Regions from separate parts of the Homo sapiens genome. Here region 1 is linked to region 2. A link is an interaction called in ENCODE POLR2A ChIA-PET data of the cell type or tissue named here. Cell type or tissue: HepG2. All regions are shown on one strand. Each heading gives the region's core, and the rest is flanking DNA. Links, peaks and the distances in the headings are about the cores only.

Region 1 (9,304 bases), core at 1,323-3,822, 290 kb before region 2:
TAAGAATGTGTCCTGGGAGAGGGGATAAAGACCCAAGCTAGTCATTGCAGCTGCCGTCTCGGCTCTCTTTGAGCAGAGTTGAGCTGTCTGCCCACCAAAGTTTGGCCTAGAGGGTAGGTCCAGCCTCTCCCAACTAAGTCTCCTCACTAGTCTCCACGACTTCAAATCCCTGATTCCACAGCCTCCCGCTCCTGCCAGCTCTGAACCTGAGACTGGTACAACTGGTCTTACAGAAGGAAGTGAAATTCAGCCCTCTCCCTGTGACCTCACTCACTGCCTATACTGCTGAAGTTATTGATATGAGTTTCTTGGTGATAAAGAAGTTCCTCTTGCTCCACCTGATGGCTCTTGAAAGTCTGAGCTTGGAGCTACTCAGCATCTTAAGCTTCCAACCCAGCTCCCTACACATACCAGGAACTGCTTAGGGCCCCTGCAGCAGCCAGAAGCAGCAACCACCTGAACAGCTAAGGATAAAAAGAGATGAATTTCATTCTTGTCAGACTCAATTAGAGATTCCTGGGGGTTCTGTCCCCTAGTCTCTTGCCTTTGAAGAACAAGCCAAATGGTCTATGGATTGGTGAAGTAGCTAAAAGAATCTCAGTTCAATTCAGAATGCTGCCTTTGCCAAACACAAGCTGTGAGCTGCTTGCTTGGGCCCTGCCTTCGTCCCATCCCATCCCTGTCCCTGAGCTGTCTATGGTCCTGTCTGTGCCCTCTTCCCTGGAGAATGAGGAGATGCCTGCTAGGATGGCAAGCAGCCACGTGGTGTTCTTTGGACCGTGTTTCCCAAGTGTGTGTGTGTGTGTGTGTGTGTGTGTGTGTGTGTGTGTGTATGGGGAGGGGGGTGAGGTGGTGCACTCCAGCTTATTAACAACAGGAAACAAAATTTCCTGATGAAAGGACCAAGTGCTGTCCCGCCAGTCACCTGGCAGGGGCTCCCCTCCAGCTCTCCAACCTCCTCTTCTCAGGCTAGCAATCTTGACCTAAGAAGGGGCCCTCAAAGCCAATCACCAGCACGAGTCATTGTCTTGGTTTTTCCTTTGAAGCCTATCACCTTCCCCTCCCCCTCCCAGCAAAGCCCCAAAGTTCAACCTTTGCCTGGACTGGACAGTGGGGGAGGTGCAGCCAGAAGGTGTGGCTCTGCAAGCCCCAGGGACCCCTCTCACGCTCCACAAACTGTAGGTGGCTTGCCTGTAGGTGGGCGCCTCTGGAGGGGTGCTGGCCAAGGTCAAGGGTAAACTAAGAGAGGGTGAAATTTTTCTCCTGAGCTTAAGAGGTGATGTCCAGAGCGGTGGGAGGAGGAGGGCACTTCCTGAGAACAGGGCCAGGGAATGCTTTATTCCTAGCAAAGGAACTCAAGCCCCGCTGCAGCCATCCCAACCCCTAAGGGCTGGAAGAGGGATGCTGAACTTAGACTCCTCCTCCTCTTAGGAGAAGGCAGTAGTCAGACACCCAGATCCTCGACAGTGACTAGGAACACACACACACACACACACACACACACACACCCCAGACCTGGGTGACTCCAGGAGAGAGTCTCGGCCTCCGAGTCGTGATGCCAGGGCTCCGCGCCAGGGTCCAGCGTGACGAGCACTCGGGGGCTGGACGCCCAGACTCGATTGGGAAGGAGGGAAAAAGCCCAGCTGTTAAGGAGAGGAGCCTTCAGACTCCGCAGAGAGGCAGGATGCCCCACAGCTCCTGTCCTATCCCAAAGTCAGACCCAGAGGCTGGGCCGTTCTCGGGCGCCCAGGTCTGCTCAGCAGTGCACCCCAGGTTCCCCTGCCTACCTGGACCCAACTCCTTCGAGTCCCAAATGCTACCCCCAAGTTCCCTCTTGGAGCAGCGCACCCAACTGTGGGTTCTGCACCCCGTTCCCTCACCCCAGCGCCCCAGTTCTTCATGGTCACCCCAGACGTCCGCAGCCCAAACCCTTCCCGGGCCCCCGTGCGCAGCGCGACTCCGCTCCCCACTTCCCCAAGGAGCTGCGATCCAACTCCGCCCGGCCCCCGGCGGCCACCCGGGCGCTCACCGGGCTGCGGCAGGAGGCGGGAGGCGCAGGCAGGGGCGGCGGCGGCGGCGGGCACAGGCCGGGGCGGGAGGAGGCCACTCCGCACGGTGCGGTATTGTTTCCAAAATACGCCTGCTCGGGGCATCCCGCAAACAGCTGATGAGGCCCCGCCCCCCTGCGCGTCACGCCGAGGACTGACCAATGGCGAGTGAAGCGCCAAGTCCCGGGCTGGGCCGCTGCCAGGGACGGTCACGAATGTACGAACCTTCCCATGGAAACATTGCAAGGGGCCGAGCAAAATTCCGACCGTCGCCAGAAGCGCAGTCGGAGCGCCGTCGCCAGTGCGGATTCTGTCCCTAACACAGGCTCTGGAAGCGCCAGAGAGTCCCTGAATCCTCTGTATTAGGTGTGGGAGAGGGGGCGCCAAAGTAACTTTTGTCTTCTTTTTCACGGCAATGGGCAGAATAATTGCTGCGCGTCCACAAAGGGAGGGGGGAAGGAGGCGGGGAGTTTTTTTATGAGGCTGGTGCGTCCAGTGGGTGCAGGGTGCAGGGTGCGGGTCCCTATGGGATCCCAGCCTCAGGGGAAAGCTCCCTCCCGCCTGCCGAGCAGGTCGGAAGAAAACTGCAGCTCCAAAGCTGAAGGTGTGTTTGAAACAAACACATCCAGGGGAGCCCTTAGGTCCTCTTCTTGACTGGGCGTGGGCACTGGCAAAATAAGCACCTGGCTGAGAAGCGGAGCGCTCAAGAAGGCCGGGGCTGCTTGAGCGGTTGACACATATCTCGCATATGGCAGCATTTAGAGACTGTGCTGGTGCTGCCAGGAGAGCAGCATGTCCTGCAGACCGCGTAAGGGAGTCTATGGGCTACTTCACAGGCATTTACCGAGCACCTACTCTGTGCCAGATATTGGGCTGAGTGCCAGAAACCTGGCGTCTGCCCTCAAGGAGCTTACAGTCTACTAGGAGAGGTAGCCCTGAAAATAGTGAAAAGTTATTGGAATTGTATTCATTCCAAGGATAATGACTATTGAGGAATGCAGAAAAATTCAGAATACAAAGGCTGGAGAAGGCCTCAGGGAGACAGCTTTTAAATTGAATGGGAAATATTTTTCAATAAGGAAAACCAGATGCACATGTCTCACGCCTGTAATCCCAACACTTTGGGAGGCCGAGGCGGGTGGTTCACTTGAGCTCAGTGGTTGGAGACCAGCCTGGCCAACACGGGAAACCCTGTCTCTACTAAAAATACAAAAATCAGGCGGGCGTGGTGGCGCATGCCTGTAATCCCAGCTACTTGGGAGGCTGAGGTAGGAGAATTGCTTGAACCTAGGAGGTGAAGGTTGCAGTGGGCGGAGATAGCGCCACCGCACTCCAGCCTGGGCGACAATGAGACTCCGTCTCAAAAAAATAAAAATAAAATAAAATAAAAAAGAATAGCCCAGGCCTAAGGGTAGCAGACTGAAGTGCTGAGCTGGAGAGCTTACCTGTGCAGGGAGCAGAGGGAGGCTTGGTGACTGGATCATTGGGTGCACACTGAGATTTACGAACGGTAGGCATGGGCAGGTGGGTTCAGGTCAGACTACAGAGGTGTCCCTGGAATGCCAGACTGAAGAATCTGTATTTTATAAAGGGGAGGCAGCAAAGATTTTATTGGAGATGAGTGACTTGACCAAGCCTGAGTTTTAGGAAAGATAAAATGATGAGTCCAGAGAGCAGTGAGAGGGAGCCAGTCCTGCAACAACCCTGACCCACCAGGGGCAGTAGGGCTCAGCAGTGCTCTGACCACCGAGCTGCTCTCTGGGTTGTAAACTTAGATTTAAGTTCAGTGGAGCTGGGACCTTCAGCCCAATAGAGCCTGAAGTCTCCTTGTACCTTTTTCCCATCATTCTTTCCTTTGCTCCCTCAGAAGTCACCTGAAACAGAATGAACCAGCCATATTGAGGGCTGTGGTTGCTAGAATAGAAAAATACTGTCTCCAAAGGACAAAGAGGGAAAAGGGAAAGAGTGGGGAGTCAAGGTTAGCCAGTAGCACAGTCCCCCGAAATTGATAGATTTCCAGCAAAAGGCACTAAGCCAAAAGGAGGTATATTATTTTACCCAGAGGCTTGGCCAAAAGTGCATGTCTGAGCTGGTCAGAGTGACCTTGCACTCCTGCTACATGTAGGGAGATACAGAAACCAAACCTAGCCTCTGTGAAGGGCACCGGCAGCCCTCCGTGATTTCCAATGCACCGACTCCCTTCCGCTCCTTCCTTCCATCCTTCTCTTCTCATTTGCTTTCCTATCAGACCAGTGTCTCAGGCTGGCCAGTGGTGCCCCTGAGCATTCCTTCGGTTCAAGAGTGAAACTCAAGGCCACAGCAGCTCTGAATCTGCCCTCTGGGACAGCACAGGCCCTGAGGGCTGGGGCCATCGTAGCTCTCCTGACCCACCTGAGATGCTAAAGCTCTGTGTGCTTCATCACAGCCCTGCATGGTAAAATTGGGTCCACAAGGCAAAGAAGCTGAGAGAATGGGTTCTTTTTGTTTGTTTTGAGACAAGGTCTTGCTCTGTTTCCCAGGCTGCAGTGCAGTGGTGCAAACACAGCTTATTGCAGCCTCAATCTCCCAGGCTCAAGTGATCCTCCCACCTCGGCCTCCCAAGTAGCTGGGACTGCAGGTGTGCACCACCACAGCCAGCTACTTTTTAAATTTTTTATTTTTGTACAGACAGGGTCTCACTATGTTGCCCAGGCTGGTCTTGAACTCCTGGCCTCGAGCACTCCTCCCACCTCGGCCTCCTAAAGTGCTGTGATTATAGGCATGAGCCACCGCACCCAGCCAAGAATGGGATATTGATATGGGATCTATGTACTCATCAGGCTCATCAGAGTCCTGAGCTTTAGGGTTTATGAACCCCTGAAACTGGCTAAACTGTGTTTGTGGGTACACACAAACATTTTTGTGAGTGGGGTGGATCCATAGCTTACAACAGTTTCATAAAGTGGTCTGTGGCCCTATAAAGGTTTCAGAAAATCGTCATTGTGACAGAACTGGGCTGAGGAACAGGAGGGAGTATCTCAGGGGGTCTGGCAGTTTGCAAGATATGGGGAGGGTCACATCACTATTGATATTTATTTTAAGACCTCTCTCCCAGGTCTTCACAGCCTGCTCCCTCAGGCTGGTTCTGAAAGACACCTGTGGCTTTGCCTCCTGCGCTCTCAGTCTCTAAGGTCAAGCAGCAAGGGGCCCAGCCTTCTGAGCTAGAGGGACCAGAGAAGGACTGTCAGGGATAAAGGGGTCAGGGAGGTCAGGAGCCTCACCCCCACCTCTCATCACTGTCAAAGCAGACTCCTCCCTCTATGCCCTTTTCCCCCTTTCAGCACTGCATGGACTCAGCAGTATCAGGACCTGCTGTGCTGCAGATCTGGGCTCTGAGCCCCCTGACCAATAGCAGCACCCTGGGAACAGATGAACCCTGAGCTTTTGACTGGGCTCGGAGCAAATACACAGTGCAGTCACAGCAACCTCTATTTTGGAGAATTTCCTTTCTCTCATTCTCTTCCTGCACCTTGTCTCAATTTGTTTTCTCCTCTGCTAACTGATGCTGGCTCTGGGAGAAGGGTCCCCAGAGAAAGGCATCAGCACGGAGGCTGATAGGGAGGAGGGCCTTCCCTGACAATCTTGGAGGGATACAGAGTTAAGGGGAGGCTGCTCTCAACCAGAGAGAAAACCCAGCTCCTGTAGAAAGCGGGCAGGAGCCCTCTCCATTGTCTCACCTGGCTATAGGATTTCTCTCTGAGACAAGAAATGGCTCTAAAACTCCAGTAACTGGATCACTGGAAAGGGCGGTTTTTAAAAAACCAGCTGACAGCTGAATAATAGGAATTACCAGGCAGGCTGCCCTGGGGTTACTGAGGTTTGTAACTCAACCCCCAGGGAGGGGTTAGATGGGAAACTGATTTATGGGTAAGGTTGGGGTCTTGCTGGGGGAGCACATGGTGCCTGACCCCCTTAACTACTTCCAGAAGAGCTCATATATGTAAGAAAGACCAGGGATCTGCAAGACGTGGGTGTCCTTCCCTTGCCGGACTTGCCCTATCAAAGGGACTTTATCTGTTATCCGTCTGTCTGCAAAGGATAGTTCCTCTCTTCTGAGTTGTAGAGAGTGTGTGTTTGTGCGCACGAATGTGTGTGCATGTGTGTATGCGTGTGTGTGCGCGTGTGTGTGCGTGGGTAGGTGTGCGTGCATGTGTGTGCACGTGTGTGTGCGCTGGTAGGTGTTTGTGGGCGTGTGTGCACGCGTGTGCGTGGGTGTGTGTGTATGCGTGTGTGCGGGTGCACACACACGTATGGCGGGGGTGCGCGCACGTGTGTGTGTGTGTGTGCGCCAGAACAGACAGATTGGCTTCTACTAACTGGGCAAGTTAAGAAATTTGATTGCCTAGTCAATGAGCTCACTTCTTGCCAATTGCTGATTCAGAGGGATTCAAATAGAAAAAGCAGGTACTCTACTCAAGAGAAAGCATCTGGGAATTCAGAGACCTGGATGTAAAGGGAAATACAGAAACTAAGGACTAAAGCTGGCATGCTACCCTCTGGGAAAGCTTGGAAGATAAGATGTGAAGTCCAAGATCCCATGAAGTATGACAACAGCATATGTTCAGTTTCATTTGGGGGGACTACTCGGTAAATATTTGTTGAATGAGTAAATGAATGTATATTCACACGTTTAAAAAGTACAAGTAGTTCTGTATTAGGAAGTGGGAAGAAAGCTACAGTGGGGGATTCCCGATAAATGTCCTGTCTACATTGGCTTTGCCATTTAGGATGCCTGGTCTTATCTTAGTTTCTTTTTTTTTTCTTTTTAAAAAATTATTTAATAGAGATGGGGGTCCGCCTGTGTTGCCCAGGCTAATTTCAAACTCCTGACCTCAAGCGATCCTCCCACCTCAGCCTCTTGAGTAGCTGGGATTACAGGTGCAAGCCACTGCACCCAGCTTATCTGACTGAGTTTCTTCTCACCAGCGAGATGATCCTCCAAGAAGACAAGGGTGATGCCATCTACTCCTTGATACCCTCCGACTGCTCTGCTCCAGGCTTGGCACATGAGTCACTCACTAAGTCTTTGGAGACAAATTTACTGGAAAAACTATGAGCCAGGCCCTCAGGGCAGTATCCTCAGCTCCCCTCTCCTCAACCCAGTGTGCAGCCCGTGGAAAAGAAGTTAGCTTTATCCTGCCAAGGAATGAAGAAATCCAACAGAAATACACTTTCTTTAACTCTACTTCTCCCAGGATGTCAGCCTTTTTCCTGGTCAAATGTACATCACTACAACAGTACACACTTCTTTTTGGGATTGGCAGGGAAATCTCAGAAATTTCTAGCTGAGGCCAGATTTATTGCTATCAAGGAAACCTGCCACCCAGAAGAGCTGGGGACCAGTCCCTTCCCGGCTTCAAGTGTCCCAGGTTTTGAACTTGGTGTTCAAGATGATCTGGGCTGAGAAGTGAGTTAGATCAGCTGTTTTTCAGCCAACTCCTTAGTCCCCACTGTCCTGGAGGGGAACAGGGTCTCTCTCTGGAAGGGGCTTCATGAGACAGGGGTTCAATCCCTCAGGTGTGAGTTTATCAGACATTTACTGAGCACTTGCCATATGTTAGGCTCCACGCCAGCAGCTGGAGGTACAGACACAATCCCCTTGGGGATCATTGAACACATCAGAACCCTTTTTTCTCAAACATGAACTTGCATATACACACCTATACACATGCTCAAAGAGACACTGAGGATTAGAGGAGGGTATAGCAAGAAGAGCTGGAACTAAACAAGCTAAGGAAAAACAGCCTTCTCCCAAATGGTCTTGCCTTTCCTCGCATAGAAGCATCTGGAAATGTCTGAAGCCCCATTTCCCTGCTCTCAAAGCCCACCTGTTATCAGGTGGAGTAGACAGAGCTCTGGGCTAGTGTGGCCAGGTGCAGTAGCTCATGTCTATTTATCCCAGCACTTTGGGAAGCCAAGCCAGGAAGATTATTTGATGCCAGGGGAATCACTTAAGACCAGCCTAGGCAACATAGTGAGACCCTTTCTCTACAAAACATTTAAAAATTAGCTAGACATGGTGGTGCACGCCTATGGTTCTAGCTACTTGGGAGGCTGAGACAGGAGAATCACTTGAGCCTAGGAGTTGGGGGATACGATTGCACCACTGCACTCCAGGGTGAGTGACAGAGTGAGACCCTGTCTCTTAAAAAACAAAAAACAAAAACAAACAAACAAAAAAACAGAAAGAGCTCTAGGCTAGATGTCAGGAGATCTGGATTCAGCTCCCAGCTCTGCTACCACAGGTGATCTTTTCCAACATGCATTTATATGCCCTTATGGATTCAGAGGTGGCATAACTCGGGTAAATAGTCTGGCTTAGCAGGGATTAGAATTTAGGGCTGACGGGCCGGGCATGGTGGCTCACGCCTATAATCCCAGCACTTTGGGAGGCCGAGGTGGATGGATTACCTGAGGTCGGGAGTTCGAGACCAGCCTGACTGGAGATGGAGAAACCCCATCTTCTACTAAAAATACAAAATTAGCTGGGCGTGGTGGCACATGCCTATAATCCCAGCAACTCGGGTGGCTGCGGCAGGAGAATCGCTTGAACCTGGGAGGCGGCGGTTGCGGTGAGCTGAGATCATGCCATTGCACTCCAGCCTGGGCAACAAGAGCAAAACTCCATCTCAAAAAAAAAAAAAAAAAAAAAGAGAATTTGGGGCTGACACCCACCTCTTAGCGCAATCCTGCCCAGGTCCCTGGGCTGTAATGAAAACAACTCCCACCTGCTGAGCATTTACTATGTGCCAGACATGTTGTGTCAAACAGTGTCTCATTCAGGCTTTAACAACCTCAAGATAGACCTATTACCATCAGCCGTGTTTTACACTTAAGAAAACTAAGTTTACTTCTCCGAGTATGGGCCCACAGCAACAGAAGCACAGTCTGAAGCCACCCTGGCATGAAAGCCAGTGCTAACATCCCATACCTCTACTGCCTTTAGGCACACTCAGTCCCTCCCCACAGACAGGATTCACTCCCCTTCCCCCATCAATAACACACTGACCCCGGCTGCCCCCTGAACAGGAAGGCCAAGCCTGAGGCAGCCTAGCGAGGTACATTCCAGCTCTCTCAGTTGCAAACACTCCCACTGCCACCACCACCTGTGGCAGAAGCGATTGCATCACCCGCAGGAAGCGGTCCAGCGGCCCAGCATCAGCTCTAAGGCACATTTTCGGTTCCTACTTCTATCCTTGACTACATTCAACAGGCTG
Region 2 (16,040 bases), core at 13,115-15,614:
TTACCTGTTAGGTCCAAAGAAGTCGATGTTTCCAAACAGCTTCATTCAGGAGGTCCAGAGAATGATGTTACAAAAATCACCAAACTGAGACGAGAGAATGGGTGAGAACGGATCATTAGTATCCAGTTAGAACATCTTCCTAGAAATTGCTCAATACAAAGAATTAGAAAACAGAGTTTTGGACAACACAAGTCTCCTGAACAACTGGCCTTCAATCAGTGGCCCAGAGCAGTGCAGCATTGCTGAGCTCTGTGCCAGAACCCTCTGTGTTGATCTTTCTGAAGAGACACAGCCAGAGTTATAAGAGGTGTTCTTTCCTCTTTCATCGCTTGCTCTGAGCATACAAGTGGCAGCACTGTAGTCATACAGCAACCCTGAGGGGTAGTCATGCAGGGTGGGGACTAGTTGTTATCCTAGGTTGCTGCTCTGACCACACAGTCCAGCCCTAGTGTGTGTGTATGTCCCCAGCCAGCAGTCAGTTCCAGGTGAGTGAGGTTGACATGAGATAGCCACGCCATCTTGAGAGGAACAGCTCTGTCAGGTTGTTAGGGTGGTCGGAGGCATGCCCCTTTGCTACTAAAAAGCCTTTTCAATAATCTGTGCCGAAGCAGTAATGCATAGTCTCTCAGAGCTCTTAAGCTTGTGCCATTTGCCTTTTATGTCTGGTTCTTTCCTCAGAAACTCAAGCTCTTTGTTCTGCCTGTTCACAGCACACTTAACAGTACTGTAAGTCTCTGATTCATTTCTTTGTTTCTGCCCTCCTAGGCAAATGAAAGCTACTGACACTGCCACCAGAAGGAATGTCAGAAAAGGGTGAGCATCAGGGTAAATCAACTTGGCCACTATTCTAGGGTAGTGGATCTCAATCCTTGGTTCTGCATCAGAATCATTTGTGGGACTTGTTTACTGTGTTAGGGTCTGGGTTCCACCTCAGGAACCTGAGTGGAATTTTCAGGGGTGAGGCACAGCTAGGTGTAAGAACCATTGTCAGTGCAAGAATCACTGGTGCTACTATCTTGTGTCTCAAGCAAGAGCTTTTTGGACTCCACGCCAGGACCACTGCTGATTGGAAATCACACTTAGCTATGGCCCATCAACAGGAGGGTAAAGCCTTCAGGAGAGGAAGGGCTGGGTGTATGTAGTTAGTGATCTCGAGATGAAGATTCTGGTGGTGGTGGTGGTGAAAACCTGGAGAAGGATTCATGTCTCATCTTTGAGGCTAGTTTGGAAGTTTTGCACTATCAGAAATAGAAATAATAAGCTGAAAAGTCTGTACAAATAGGTTTTAGTTCCAGATCTATTATTTGGGCATATCTTAAAAGTTTTGAAGACAGCAGGGCACACCAGCTCACACCTGTAATCGCAACACTTTGGGAGGCCAAGGTGGGTGGATCACCTGAGGTCAGGAGTTCGAGTCTAGCCTGGGAAACATGATGGGACCCCATCTCTACTAAAAATACAAAAATTAGCCAGGCATGGTGGCGCATGTCTGTAATCCCAGCTACTCAGGAGGCTGAGGCAGGAGGATCACTTCATCCCGGGAGGCAGAGATTGCAGTGAGCCAAGATCACGTCATTGCATTCCAGCCTGGGTGACAGAGCAAGACTCTGACTTACAAAAATAAAAAAGTTTTGAAGACAAAATACTAGCAAAAAAGACTGAGAACTTTAAGAAAAAACTCTAATATTGGTTGCTGAGACCAGCTTGGTCGGGGAGACCCTAACCCAGCGGCGCTAGAGGAATTAAAGACACACACACAGAAATATAGAGGTGTGAAGTGGGAAATCAGGGGTCTCACAGCCTTCAGAGCTGAGAGCCCCGAACAGAGATTTGCCCACGTATTTATTAACAGCAAACCAGTCATTAGCATTGTTTCTATAGATAGTAAATTAACTAAAAGTATCCCTTATGGGAAATGGATGGGCTGAATTAAAGGAATAGGTTGGGCTAGTTAACTGCAGCAGGAACACGCTCTTAAGACACAGATTGCTCATGCTATTGTTTGTGGCTTAAGAATGCCTTTAAGGGCCGGCGCAGTGGCTCACGCCTGTAATCCCAGGATTTTGGGAGGCCGAGGCGGGTGGATCTCAAGGTCAGGAGACCATCCTGGTTAACTATGGTGTTTCACCGTCTCTACTAAAAATACAAAAAATTAGCCAGGCATGGTGGCGGGTGCCTGTAGTCCCAGCTACTCGGGAGGCTGGGGCAGGAGAATGGTGTGAACCCAGGAGGTGGAGCTTGCAGTGAGCCGAGACCACGCCACTGCACTCCAGCCTGGGCGACGGAGCGAGACTCCATCTCAAAAAAAAAAAAAAATGCCTTTAAGTGGTTTTCCGCCCTTGGCAGGCCAGGTGTTCCTAGCCCTCATTCCCGTAAACCCACAACCTTCCAGCATGGGCATTAGGGCCTTTATGAACATGTTACAGTGCTGCAGAGATTTTGTTTATGGCCAGTTTTGGGGCCAGTTTATGGCCAGATTTGGGGGGCCTGCTCCCAACAATTGGTGATATTAGAGTTTATTAGATGATAAACTAACATTAGATAATAGCCCAGCTACTGGGCTAAGAAATGCACACGTGTTTTCTCTCTTATTACTCATAATAATAATACTATGAGATGTGGGTATTGTCCTGATTTCAAAAATGAGGAAACAAGGCCTCAGGGAGGTTATGCAACTCACTGAAGGTCATATACCACTGTGTAATAGCCAGGATAGAATGGGACGTGTTTGTGTAACTCTGTAGGCCGTATTTTTCTTTCTTTTTTTTTTAGACGGAGTTTTGCTCTTGTTGCCACCCAGGCTGGAGTGCAATGGCGCAATCTCAGCTCACCACAACCTCCGCCTCCTGGGTTCAAGCGATTATCCTGCCTCAGCCTCCCAAATACCTGGGATTACAGGCATGCGCCACCACGCCTGACTAATCTTTTGTAATTTTAGTAGAGACAGGGTTTCTCTTATCTTGGTCAGGCTGGTCTTGATTTCCCGACCTCAGGTGATCTGCCTGCCTCAGCCTCCCAAAGTGCTGGGATTACAGGCATGAGCTACCGCACCTGGTGTGGGCCATACTGTTAACCCTTTTATCTTTTCATGTAAGTACAACTATTATTACAGCTACAAACCACTGAGTAAGCAAAAATCAGAGGAAGAGCTCAAGGACAAGAACCAGCTGTTAGAAGCCGTCAACAAGCAGTTGCACCAGAAGTTGACTGAAACTCAGGTAAGAGACCCACCAGAGCTCTGTTACCAGCTGCCACTGGGCGATCCACATGGAATCCTGATGGGTGGCCCCTTGGATGAGCAAGCTTGTTAATGCACAGATGCCCAAGGGCAGAAAAAAAAAGCCAGGCTTTTGCTATGGCTGTCCAAGAGCAAGGGCAAGAAAGGGCAACCACCCCTAGGGAGTTGGACAATTCCTGATCTGTCTGTGCTGTGCTCCAATAGGGAGAGCTGAAGGACCTGACCCAGAAGGTAGAGCTGCTGGAGAAGTTTCGGGACAACTGTTTGGCAATTTTGGAGAGCAAGGGCCTTGATCCAGGTAAGAGACAGCACACAGCTAGCCTCCTTTGAAGGAATTGGTGCATGTGCCCCTTCCGGGGTTGATCTTGGCAGCATGGCATCAGCTGGCCCAGTATGTGCAGGGGTTACTTTCATAAAGCCCTAAAGATTTTGGAAAGCTTCTGTTTGTTTTCATGTGATGTTGATTTTTGCCTGGCCAATAGGATTTCAGATGATTATAGAGAGAGGGTTATCTCTTTCTTACCTGAACACTTTATGCCATTCATTTAGTGCCAACAGGTATGACCTTGCAAATAGATGAGAAACACTTTGTTCCTTTCAAGGGAGAACATTTTCTGTCTCTTCCTATTTGGGAAAGTTACTAGTGTGCTTGAAAGGAACATTTTGTTTGAACATGCTCTTCCTTTCAAGCATACTAGTAATCCCAAATGGGAAGAGAAAGAAAATACTATTTCAAGCATTCTTAAACCTGGTTAATCATCAGAATTACAGTGACTAAAATATGACTACTATTCTGACCCTGTCCCCCAGAAAGCAGTATCTGTAGCAAAGAGAGCAGAAGAAGGAATTGCCCAAAGACTGTAAGAGGGCCTCAGACTGAGTCAAAGAGCCAGAGAATGCCCAGGAAAGGGGCCCAGGCCTTTTTGTATTAAGGAATACTGACTTTGAATGTTACTGGTTAATCTTTAGGTTACAGTTGAGGATATTCTTTTTTTTTTTTTGAGATGAAGTCTCATTCCATTGCCCAAGCTGAAGTGCAGAGGTGTGATTTCGGCTCACTGAAACCTCCTCCTCCTGGGTTCAAGTGATTCTCCTGCCTCAGCCTCCTGAGTAGCTGGGATTACAGGCGTGTACCACCACACCCAGCTAATTTTTGTATTTTTAGTAGAGATGGGGTTTTGCCATGTTGGTCAGGCTGGTCTCAAACTCCTGACCTCAAGTGATCTGCCTGTCTCGGCCTCCCAGAGTGCTGGGTTTACAGACATGAGTTACCATGCCCAGCCTAGGATATTCTTTATAGTCACCATAAATATATATGTTTTTAAATTTAAAATTGTTTATTTTTTTGAGATGGGATCTCGCTATGTTGCCCAGGCTGGCCTCCAACTCCTGGGCTCAAGCAATCCTCCCAAATAGCTGGGACTACAGGTGTGCACCACCACATCCGACACCATAAATATTTTGTATGATTTTAGTTTATTACATGCATGTGATATTACCGAAAGTAATAATTTTTTAAGGCCTGAAAGGCTCTTAAAAATAGCTTTGTGAATTGTGAACAAAACCAAAAAAAATCCAACCTATACATTTCCTTTGGACAAATTGTCCACTGACCTAAGGAGAAAGTATACCGAATTTTTGGCCATATCAAAACCTAGATTGAAAGGAGATAAAATACAGTTTTGCAGGGCAGATATGGGTGACCCTGCCAAGGTGAAAACTTAGGAGAAAGTCCAGGATGAGACACTTAAGAGAAATTCCCCTCATGAATATTTCTGTACTTGTCCACGGAGGGTTTTTATTTTCTTTTGTTTAGGGTGTGTAGTTCCCTAAGTGAGATTGACTTTGTTGTATCCATCAGCTTTAGGCAGTGAGACCCTGGCATCACGACAAGAATCCACTACTGATCACATGGACTCTATGGTGAGGGCATGGGTGTGAAAGGGCGCAAGGGCTGAGTGACTGTGGGGCTCTGTAAATCTAAGAAGGTCTCTGCTATATATTCCATAAACTCCAAGAAACAGCCTTTGATTATCTGTGATGCTAGAAAAGAGAAATGGGATGTGTACTCAAAATAGCATATTTTACTTGAAAGGTAGCTTTGTGCTTACAAATATAAGTGAGTCTGAATTGAAAATTTAAAACACATAATAGGTAAACCTGTAGAGAGAGCTTTCTCGTTCTTCTGTTCTATACTTTATCAAATTTCTCTCCTGACTCCTTTGTTGAGAACTGTGTGGAAAGGATGTTAGCCATCATCTAATGCAAGTCTGGTTTTATATGAAGATTTGTTTACTACATTGTGCTTTCCTCTTAGTTGCTGTTAGAAACTTTGCAAGAGGAGCTGAAGCTTTTTAACGAAACAGCCAAAAAGCAGATGGAGGAGTTACAGGTGAGAGGCAGACATCACCCTGACCATTTCCTACCATGATAGGTAGATTTATAGTGGGGTCTTTTCTGTTTTTCTATTTATTTTTAATAAACTTTCTAAATAATTTTAGATTTATAGGAAAGTTACAAAGATAATACAGAAAATTTACCCTGATAGTAACGTGTTTTTTTTTTTCCAACTTTTAAGTTCAGGGGTACACGTACAGGGTGTGTAGGCTTGTTACACAGGTAAACGTGTGCCATGGTGGTTAGCTGCACAGATCATCCCATCACCTAGGTATTGAGCCCAGCATCCATTAGCTATTCTTCTTGATGCACTTCCTCCTCCACCCCCAATAGTAACATCTTACATTATCCTGGTACATTTGTCAAAACTAAGAAATCAGCCAGGCATGGTGGCTCACGCCTATAATCCCAGCACTTTGGGAGGCTGAGGTGGAAGGATTACTTGAAGCCAGGAGTTTGAGACCAGCCTGGGAAACATAACAAGACCCCATCTCTACAAAATAAAATTTAGAAAATAGCCAGGCGTGGTGGTACATACCTGTAGTCCCAGCTGCTCAGGAGGCTGAGGCAAGAAGACCACTTGGGCCCAGGAGGGCAAGGAGATAAAGTCTCACTGTTGTCCCCCAGGCTGGAGTGCAATGGCGTGATCTCGGCTCACTGCAACCTCCGCCTCCCGGGTTCAAGCGATTTTCTTGCCTCAGTCTCCCAAGTAGCTGGGATTACAGGCATTTGCGACCATGACCGGCTAATTTTTATATTTTTAGTAGAGACAGGGTTTCACTGTGTTGGCCAGGCTGGTTTCGAACTCCTGACCTCAGGTGATCTGCCCGCCTAGGCTTCCCAAAGTGCTGAGATTGCAGGTGTGAGCCACTGCACCCGGCAGGAAAAAAATTTTTTAAAAAACAGACCAACATCAGTACATTACTATTAACTATATTCCAAGTCTTCATTTGGATTTTAGCAGTTTTTTCCACTAATTTTTTTTTTTCTGTTACCGAGGCTTCTTGCAAATGTTCACATCACCAAGGCATGAGGCAATGTGTAACACAGTAGGTTGCTCAGAGTTGGGAATTGAGAACTATATGTAATCCATTCTATGGAAACTTGATAACTCAAGGAGAAGACCTGTAGTAAGCACAGATTCTTTGGTCTGGACTGTTTCAGATTGCTTGGATGAATCATGGGATATTGCACCAAATGTAGAGGATTTCATCGTTCCAGTTTAGATACAGGAGTCTAGTCCCTCTCTACTACTAGAGGGACAATTCCTAAAACCAGTGCATAGAAATAAAATCTAAAATAGAAGATACAGTCTGTTGATACTCCAGTGGTCTTCCTTAGTGGAATAGGAGCATAATGTTCTGATGTGGGAATTGTGTTTCCTGTTAGTCAAGAGTTTTGTGTATGTGTTGTTTTCTTTTGGAATGTCTTTCCATGCAGGCCTTAAAGGTAAAGCTGGAGATGAAAGAGGAAAGAGTCCGATTCCTAGAACAGCAAACCTTATGTAACAATCAAGTAAATGATTTAACAACAGCCCTTAAGGAAATGGAGCAGCTATTAGAAATGTAAGAAGAAGCAAGTGGCCAGATGGCTCCCTCTTGGGCATAAAATCTCAGAGGAAGCTACTTAGGACATCATCTTGGCCATGATCTTCTGGGACTCACCATCTCCAGAATGAAAACAATTTCTACAGTAGACTTAAGGACAGTTTATGCTGAAATGGCAATTCCTCATTTAAGCAAGTTTTCCCAACCTTCAGGTTGGTCAGCCCTCCTGAGCCTCACAGGTGGATAATTGAGGCCTACAAGAGAGGGGAGCCTAGGAGCTTGGATTGACCTTCTAGTCAACCACCTGACTTCAGCACACCATTACAATCGGGAGACTAAACCAACAACCAGAGGATCTAAAATGTCACATTCAGATTTTCAGGAAGAAAATCTTCATTACAGTGGAGCACAAATGTTCCATACAAGACATCATTGAGGAGCCATGCTGTCCCCTTCTAACCTGAAACACATTCTTTCCCATCCTGGTTGGGCTTCTGTACCTCCTTATTAATTTATGAACCTGAAGTTGCTTGAAGTGTTTTGGGCTTAATAAATGGGGTGAAAGTATAGGTAGCAGTAACACCTACATGAAACAATACACCTTGGATCTTTTAATCTAAATTACTTTTCTTTTTTAAGTCTACTTTTAAAATAAATACTTCTGTAAATATTCTGACTGTAACATTGAGGAATGAAAATAGCCTTTTAACCTAGATATGTCAGTTGATCATTATTGAACTAATTTAGTTAACAAGTCCAAGATATTCTGACTTAATCTAGAATATTTTTCTGCTACTCTTTAAGAGTCCTGTGGCTAGTCCCTCTGTCTCCCAAGAGCATTGGCTAGTCTCCTGAGGGTGTTGCCCATTTGTAGCAGTGGTTTCACCAGGTCTGTGGCCACTTGCTGCCCATGTTTTCCCTGCACTCTTTTTTTTTTTTTTTTTCTGAGACACAGTCTCACTCTGTTGCCTAGGCTGGAGTGCAGTGGCGTGATCTCGGCTCACTGCAACCTCCACCTCCCAGGTTTAAGCAGTTCTCCTGCCTCAGCCTCCCAAGTAGCTGGGACTACAGGGGCATGTCACCACGCCTTGCTAATTTTTAGTATTTTTAGTAGAGACAGGGTTTCACCATGTTAGCCAGGATGGTCTCGATCTACTGACCTCATGATCCGCCCGCCTCGACCTCCCAAAGTGCTGGGGTTACAGGTGTGAGCCACTGCACCCGGCCTTTTTTTTTTTTTTTTTTTTTGAGACAGAGTCTTGCTTACTCTATCGCCCAGCACAGTGGTGCGATCTCTGCTCACCACAACCTCCGCTGTCTGGGTTCAAGCAATTCTCCTGAGTAGCTGGGATTACAGGCACCCCACCCCCCACCACCACACCCAGCTAATTTTTGTATTTTTAGTAGAGGCGTGGTTTCACCATGTTGGCCAACTCCTGACCTTAAGTGATCCGCCCGCCTCAGCCTCCCAAAGTGCTGAGGCCAGGCATGAGCCACCACACCCTGCCATTTTTGTATTTTTAGTAGAGTCGGGTGGGGTTTTGCCCAGTTGGCCAGGCTGGCCTCTAACCCCTGACCTCAAGTAAGCCACCCACCTCAGCCTCCCAAAATGCTGGGATTACAGGCGTGAGCCACCACGCCCAGCCCTCCCTGCACTCTTAAGCATGATTATCTGCCTGCTGTTTGCTTTGCACAGCCAATCCTAGGCCTGGTCCAATAGATCCTTTAGTACATGGCCTGAAGTCCATGACAGGCCTCCCCCCGGTTTACCAAAGGCATGGCCAAATTTTTTTCTTAACCAAACTAGGCTGACTTTGGCCATCTCCTGTTCTTTCTGCACCTCCTAATTTCTTCTCCAAACCCTCCCACCCCCACCCTTCAGCATCTTTAAGGCTGCCCAGAGACACTCAGTGAAGCCAGTAACACTCCAACCTGAGCTTAAAGGGCCAAAATTGTTTGCCTTCTCATACAGACATTCACAAAGTTGGTTATGTTTCAAATATTTTGAGCCTATCCACTAAAAACTGGTCTTTGGCAAATTCTCTCAAACTGAGTTCATACCAATAAAACTGGTATGAACAGGCTGGGTGCAGTGGCTCATGCCTGTAATCCTGACACTTCGGGAGGCTGAAGTGGGTGGATCACGATGTCAGGAGTTAGAGATCAGCCTGACCATCATGATGAAACCCTGTCTCTACTAAAAATACAAAAATTAGCTGGGTGTGGTGGCACACACTTGTAGTCCCAGCTACTCGGGAGGCTGAGGCAGGAGAATCTCTTGAACCCAGAAGGCGGAGGTTGCGGTGAGCCGAGATGGCACCATTGCACTCCAGCCTGGGTGACAGAACAAGACTCTGTCTCAAAAAAGAAAAAAGTATGAATAAGTTCATACCAATAATACCTGTCTTGCTGGGTGGTTATAAAAGAGAATTATGTCCAGTACCTAACCCAGTGCCTGGCAAAGGTACTCAAATCCTGGTGGTGATATTATTAAAGTTTAAAACTTATCCTGGCAAAAGATTCCCTTCATAAATTCACCCCAAACTTCTATTCCAGTGCCCCCTTCTCCCCACCCCAAAACACAGTCGCTGATCTTACCATGCCTTTGCAGGCCTCAGTTATTCAACTTCCTTCTGACTTGGGAACTCTCAACTTTGACTCTTAAGTTCAAATTGCAACCATCTTAAAACATAAAGCCAAAACCCCACCCTTATCCCCTCCAGCTACCACATATACTATATTCACAGCCAAATATCTCAAGAAGCTATTTCCTTACCATTTTTCTTTCTCTGCCAATCTGGCTTCAAAGTACACAGAAACACTAATGTGATGTAGCTACAGTAGGCAAATCCATCCAAAGTAGAATATAGATTACCAGGGACTGAGCAGGAGGGGAGGGGAGTTTCTCTTTGGGATGATGACATTCTGGAAATGGAAAGTGGTGGTGGTTGCATAACATTGTGCATATACCTAATGCCACTGAATTGTACACTTTAAAATGGTTGAGGCCGGGTGCGGTGGCTCACACCTGTAATCCCAGCACTTTGGGAGGCCAAGGTGGGTGGATTACCTGAGGTCAGGAGTTTGAGCGGCCTGGCCAACATGGTGAAACCCTGTCTCTACTAAAAATACAAAAATTAGCCGGTTGTGGTGGCGGGTGCCTATAGTCGCAGCTACTTGGGTGGCTGAGGCAGGAGAATCGCTTGAACCCGGGAGGCGGAGGTTGCAGTGAGCCAAGATCGTGCCACTGCACTCCAGCCTGGGTGACAAGAGCAAGACTCCATCTCTAAATAAATAAATAAATAAATAAATAAATAAATAAATAAAATAGTTGAAATGGCAAACTTTAACCAGTTTGTTTTTTTTTTTTAATTTGAGGCTTAAAGTGCACTAACCTTAAGTGTACAGGTTCATAAGTTACTGTTGCTGCTGTGGAAGTGAGCACTACTCTACAAAATCACATCCATTAGTATTGTCCTTTCAAGAATTTCATATAAATGGACTCATAGTATATACTTTTTTTGAGAGAGAGAGAGGGTTTCTGTCATCCAGGCTGGAGTGCAGTGGTGCCATCTTGGCTCACTGCAGCCTGGACCTCCTGGGCTCAAGTGATCCTCCTGCCTCAGCCCCCCAAGTAACTGGGACTACAGGCACACACAACCACACCCAGCTAATTTTTGTATTTTTTGTAGAGATGAGGTCTTGCCATGTTGCCCAAGCTGTTCTCCAACACCTCAGCTCATACGATCCGCCTGCCTCGGCCTCCCAAGGTGCTGGGATTACAGGCTTGAGCCACCAAGCCCAGCTCCCCTTTTTTTTTTTTTAAGAGACGGACCAAGGCCAGAGTATAGCTTTAGGCCAGAAGTTCTTGACCAGCCTGGGCAACATGGTGATACTCCTGACTCAAAAAAAAAAAAAAAAAAAAAAAAAAGACAGCATCTTGCTCTGTTGCCCAGGCCGGAGTTCAGAGGCACAATAATACACAATAATAGCTCACTGTAACCTCGAATTTCTGGGCTCAGCCAACTGAATAGCTAGTACTACAGATGAATGCTACCACCCCTCGCTAATTTTTAAATTTTTGGTAGAGCTGGGGGCTCTCACTATGTTGCCCAGGCTGATCTTGAACTCCTGGCCTCCCAGAGTGCCAGGATTACAGGTTTGAGCCACTGCACCCAGCCGAGAATGTACTCTTGTGTTTGGTTTCTTTAGCTCAACATGTCTCTATAATTTGTATCGTTGAATGTATCAGTATTCTCTGGCTAGTGGACATTTGTTTCTATGTTTAGGCTATTAATAAAAGTGCACTGGTTTCTCTTGGATAGATACCCAAGAATAGAACTGCTGAGTCGGAGGGTAAGCAACTCAGTTTTCCAAAATAAATGTACCTGTTTATACCACCACAACAATGTATGAGAGCTGGAGGTTTAGTCAGTCTTTTTTGAAATATATATTTTGGCCAGACACAGTGGCTCATGCTTGTAATCCCAGCACTTTGGAAGACTGGGGCGGGAGGAGTACTTGAGTTCAGGAGTTCAAGACCAGCCTGGGCAGCATAGCAAGACCTCTTCTCTACCAAAAATTTTTTTAAATAGCCAGACGCGATGGTGCACACCTGTAGTCCCAGCTACTCTGGAGGCTTAGGTGAGGGGATTGCTTGAACCAGGGAGAACGAGGCTGCAGTGAGCTGTGAAAGCTCCACTGTGTTGTTGGTGGGCCGGTTCAGGTTCTTGACTTTGGTGAGCAAAAGAATTTGAGAGCAAATCCAAAGTAAAAGTAGGCAAAGTAGTTTATTGCAAAGTGAAAGTACACTCTTGATAGCTGGGCCAGAGAGGGCTACTTGAGAATGAGACAGCCCCATCCTACACTGGGGAAATTACCTTTATGAGAAGCTTATATAATTATTCATTAAAGGGTGGGAATGAGTGTTGCTGTTAAGCATGTTGTGGAAGGTCTTCTGGATGAGCACACACTATTGCTATACATGCCAGTATATACATTGCATGTCTCATTAGCATTGTAATTCTCCATCCTGGGGTGTGTTTTTACTGTTAAATGAGTATAGGTCAACCTAAAGACACTGACCAAGGGTTTCTGTCCCTGTGCAAGCTCGAGGTTTTTTCCCCTTTTACTCTTTTTCCTCCTTGCAGCAGGATGTTCTGACCACGAGTTCCTGATGCGGTTTGTGCAGCGTTGAGCTGTGCTCTCCATCTGTCTGTTTGGCAAGTATCTTCTTCCCCTTTAAGTGAGGCTGTGACCAACCTACCTGATCTATCTCAACTGCACTCCAGCCTAGGCTACAGAGTGACACCGTGTCTCAAAAGATAGTAATAATTTATATATTTGGGGATAATTTTAGATTTATGGAAAAGTTGCAAAGATAGTCCAGAGAATTCCCATATACCCCTTCCCCAGCTTCCCCTAATGTTAACATCTCACAATACCATGGCACATTTGTCAAAACTAAGAAACCAGCATCAGTAGATCATTATTAACTAAACCCTGGGCTTTATTTGGATTTCATTGGTCTGTCTACTAATGTAGTTTTTCTGTTTTAGGATCTCGTTCAGGATGCCATATTGTATTTTGTCATTAGTTATTATGTCTCCTTAGTCTCCCCTGGTCAATGACAGTTTCTCAATCTGTTTCTGTTTTTCATGACCTTGACAGTTTCAAGGAGTAGCGGTCAGATATTTTGTAGAATATCCCTCAATTTGGATTTGTCTGATTTTTCTTTCTTTTTTTTTTTTTTTTTTTTGATGATTAGACTGTGGTTATGTGTTTTAGGGAAGAATACCACATATGTAAAGTGTACTCAACGCATCATATTGAGAGGTGAAGCCAGCTGGACTTCTGGGTCGGGTGGGGACTTGGAGAACTTTTCTGTCTTACAAGAGGATTTTAAAATGCACCAATCAGTGCTCTGTAGCTAGCTAGAGGTTTGTAAAATGCGCCAATCAGCACCTTGTAAAATGGGCCAATCAGTGCTCTGTAAAATGGACCAATCAGCAGGATCTGGGCGGGGACAAATAAGGGAATAAAAGCTGCCCCCCAGCCCCGCCACCACCCCCCAACCCCAGCCAGCGGTGTCTAGCAGCTCGGCTCCCCATCCAGGTTGTGGAAGCTGTTCCTTTGCTCTTCAGAATAAATCTTGCTGCTGCTCACTCTTTGGTTCCATGCCACCTTTAAGAGCTGTAATACCACGAAGGTCCACAGCTTCATTTTTAAAGTCAGCGACACCAAGAACCCACCAGAAGGAACCAGCTTTGCACACGATATTACAGGTATATAACATCAACTTGACTTGTTGCTAGTGATATTAACTTTGATCACTTGGTTAAGGCAGTGTTAGCCGGGTTTCTCCACTGTAAAGTTACTGTTATACTCCTTCCATACTCTCTTTAGAAGTCATCACTAATTCCAGCCACTCTCAAGGGGAGTAAGAACTATCTACCTGTCTATATTGTTTGGAATTCTTCTGTAAGGAGGATTTCTGCCTTCTCCCTCCCATTTATTTATAACAATATAAACATGTTTGTTTTTTTCTGTTCTTTTTTTTTTTTTTTTTTTTTTTTTTTAAGACAGTCTTGCTCTGTGGCCCAGGCTGGAGTACAGTGTTGCGATCTTGGTTCACTGCCACTTCGCCTCCCAGTTTCAAACGATTCTCCTGCCTCAGCCTCCTGAGTAGCTGGGACTACAGGTGCACACTACCTTGCCTGGCTAATTTTTGTATGTTTGCAAAAATGAGGTCTCATCAAGTTGACCAGGCTGGTCTCAAACTCCTGACCTTAGGTGATCTGCCCACCTTGGCCTTCCAAAGTGCTGGAATTATGGATGTAATTATATACCACACCTGGCCTGTATGAACAAGTTTTTACTTTGTTTTTTCAACTTTTATGTTCAGGGGTGCATGTGCAGGTTCGTTACATAGGTAAACTGCCTGTCACCCAGGTGACGAGCATGGAACCCGATAGGTAGTTTTCTGATCCTCACCCTCCACCCACCCTCCACCCTCAAGTAGGCCCCAGTGTCTGCTGTTGCCTTCTTTGTGTCTGTGTGTACTCAATGTACTCAACTCCCATTTATAGGAGAGAACATGCAGTATTTTATGTTTTTACTTTATACTTTCATTTGTTCGATTTTTACCTTACTTTGTTGCTCAAAGCTTTATTGTTCACCTTTCATATTAAGGTTTATTATCTACCTCTAATCTTTTGTATCATATGAAATCGGAGTCTTGCTCTGTCGCCCAGGCTGGAGTGCAGTGGTGCAATCTCGGCTCACTGCAAGCTCCGCCTCCCGGGTTCACGCCATTCTCCTGCCTCAGCTTCCCAAGTAGCTGGGACTACAGGTGCCCGCCACCACGCCCGACTAATTTTTTGTATTTTTAGTAGAGACGGGGTTTCGTCGTGTTAGCCAGGATGGTCTCGATCTCCTGACCTCGTGATCCGCCCAGCTTGGCCTCCCAAAGTGCTGGGATTACAGGCATGAGCCACCGTGCCCGGCCTTCTTTTGTAATGTTTCTTGTAAGATTTTTGGTATCAGGATTATATTGGCCTCATAAAATGAGTTGAAATAATAAGTTTGGTATTATTTCCTTTTTTTTTTTTTTTTTTTTTTTCCGAGACGGAGTCTCGCTCTGTTGCCCAGGCTGGAGTGCAGTGGCGCAATCTCGGCTCACTGCAAGCTCTGCCTCCCGGGTTCACGGCATTCTCCCGCCTCAGCCTCCCAGTAGCTGGGACCACAGGCGCCCGCCACCACGCCCGGCTACTTTTTTTTTTTTTTTTTTTTTTTGTATTTTTAGTAGAGACGGGGTTTCACCATTCACAGGATGGTCTTGATCTCCTGACCTTGTGATCCGCCCACCTCGGCCTCCCAAAGTGATGGGATTACAGGCTGAGCCACCGGGTATTATTTCTTGTTTATTCTCTCTTAGGTTTATACCCATATTTTTTTTTCTTTTTCTTTTTTTTTTTTTTTGGTTTGAGACGGAGTCTTGCTCTGTCGCCCAGGCTGGAGTGATGTGGCGTGATCTCCACTCACTGCAACCTCTGCCTCCCGGGTTCAAGCGATTCTACTGCCTCAGCCTCCCGTGTAGCTGGGACTATAGTCTCCCGCCACCATGCCCGGCTAATTTTTTGTATTTTTAGTAGAGATGGGGTTTCACTATGTTGGCCAGGCTGGTCTTGAACTCCTGACCTCGTAATCCGCCCGCCTCGGCCTCCCAAAGTGCTGGGATTACAGGCGTGAGCCACCGCGCCCGGCCTATACCCATATTTCTTACTTAAGTATTTGGAAGAATTCATTAGTGAAGTCATTTACGCTTGGAGTTTTCTTCATGGAAAGTTTTTCATTGTGGATTTCAATTTATTTAGTAGATATAGGACTATTCAGATTTTCTGTTATGTCAGTTTGTGTCAGTTTGATTTGTCTATTTCATCTACATTATCAAATGTATTAGCATAAATTGCTCAAAATATCCTTATCTTTTTCATATCTGTAGGATTTGAGAGCTGTCCCCTTTTTAATTCTTGATATCAGACATTTGCAATTTCTCTTTTTTTCTTGATAAGTCTTGCTAGCGGTTTATCAATTTTTAAAATCTTCTTTTTATTTTAGGAGATAGGGTCTTTCTATGTTGCCCAGACTAGACTCCAACCCCTGGGCTCAAGCAATCCTCCTGCATCGGCCACCTGAGTAGCTGGGATTACAGGTATGTACCACAGCACCCAGCTTAATTTTGTTAATCTTTTTATTTTTTGTTTTTAATTTTTTTAGAGACAGGGTTTTGTTCCGTTGCCTAGACTGGAGTACAGTGGCCTGATCATTACACACTGTGACCTCAAACTCCTGGGTTC

The links. ChIA-PET counts read pairs that join two places held together with the same protein. Peaks named below come from ENCODE experiments on the same cell type or tissue, not always from the same donor. Only the 100,000 strongest peaks of a DNase experiment are listed, where the experiment ranks them.
Region 1: POLR2A ChIA-PET joins it to region 2 with 8 read pairs; 2 of 35 experiments call an interaction of 5 or more read pairs at or near these places.

What each region holds. Positions count from the first base shown.
Region 1 is chr15:40,106,744-40,116,047 of GRCh38, forward strand. It overlaps BMF (Bcl2 modifying factor), which reads right to left and starts at 2,136. Exons shown (of 5, transcript NM_001003940.2): 1 at 2,030-2,136; 2 at 1,516-1,643. RefSeq lists silencers at 165-459, 1,944-2,193 and enhancers at 739-1,434, 9,184-9,243. In HepG2, for the core only: a CTCF peak has its summit at 2,397; a DNase peak (open chromatin) is centred at 2,328; H3K4me3 peaks cover 1,582 bases.
Region 2 is chr15:40,386,394-40,402,433 of GRCh38, forward strand. It overlaps KNSTRN (kinetochore localized astrin (SPAG5) binding protein), which reads left to right. Exons shown (of 9, transcript NM_033286.4): 3 at 1-101; 4 at 766-813; 5 at 3,113-3,218; 6 at 3,443-3,536; 7 at 5,100-5,161; 8 at 5,556-5,630; 9 at 7,076-7,895. The coding sequence ends at 7,204. Among named protein-coding and RNA genes, the nearest start is that of IVD, 11 kb to the right of the region's middle. RefSeq lists an enhancer at 12,107-12,176. In HepG2, for the core only: no CTCF peak of the experiment used is centred there; no DNase peak of the experiment used is centred there.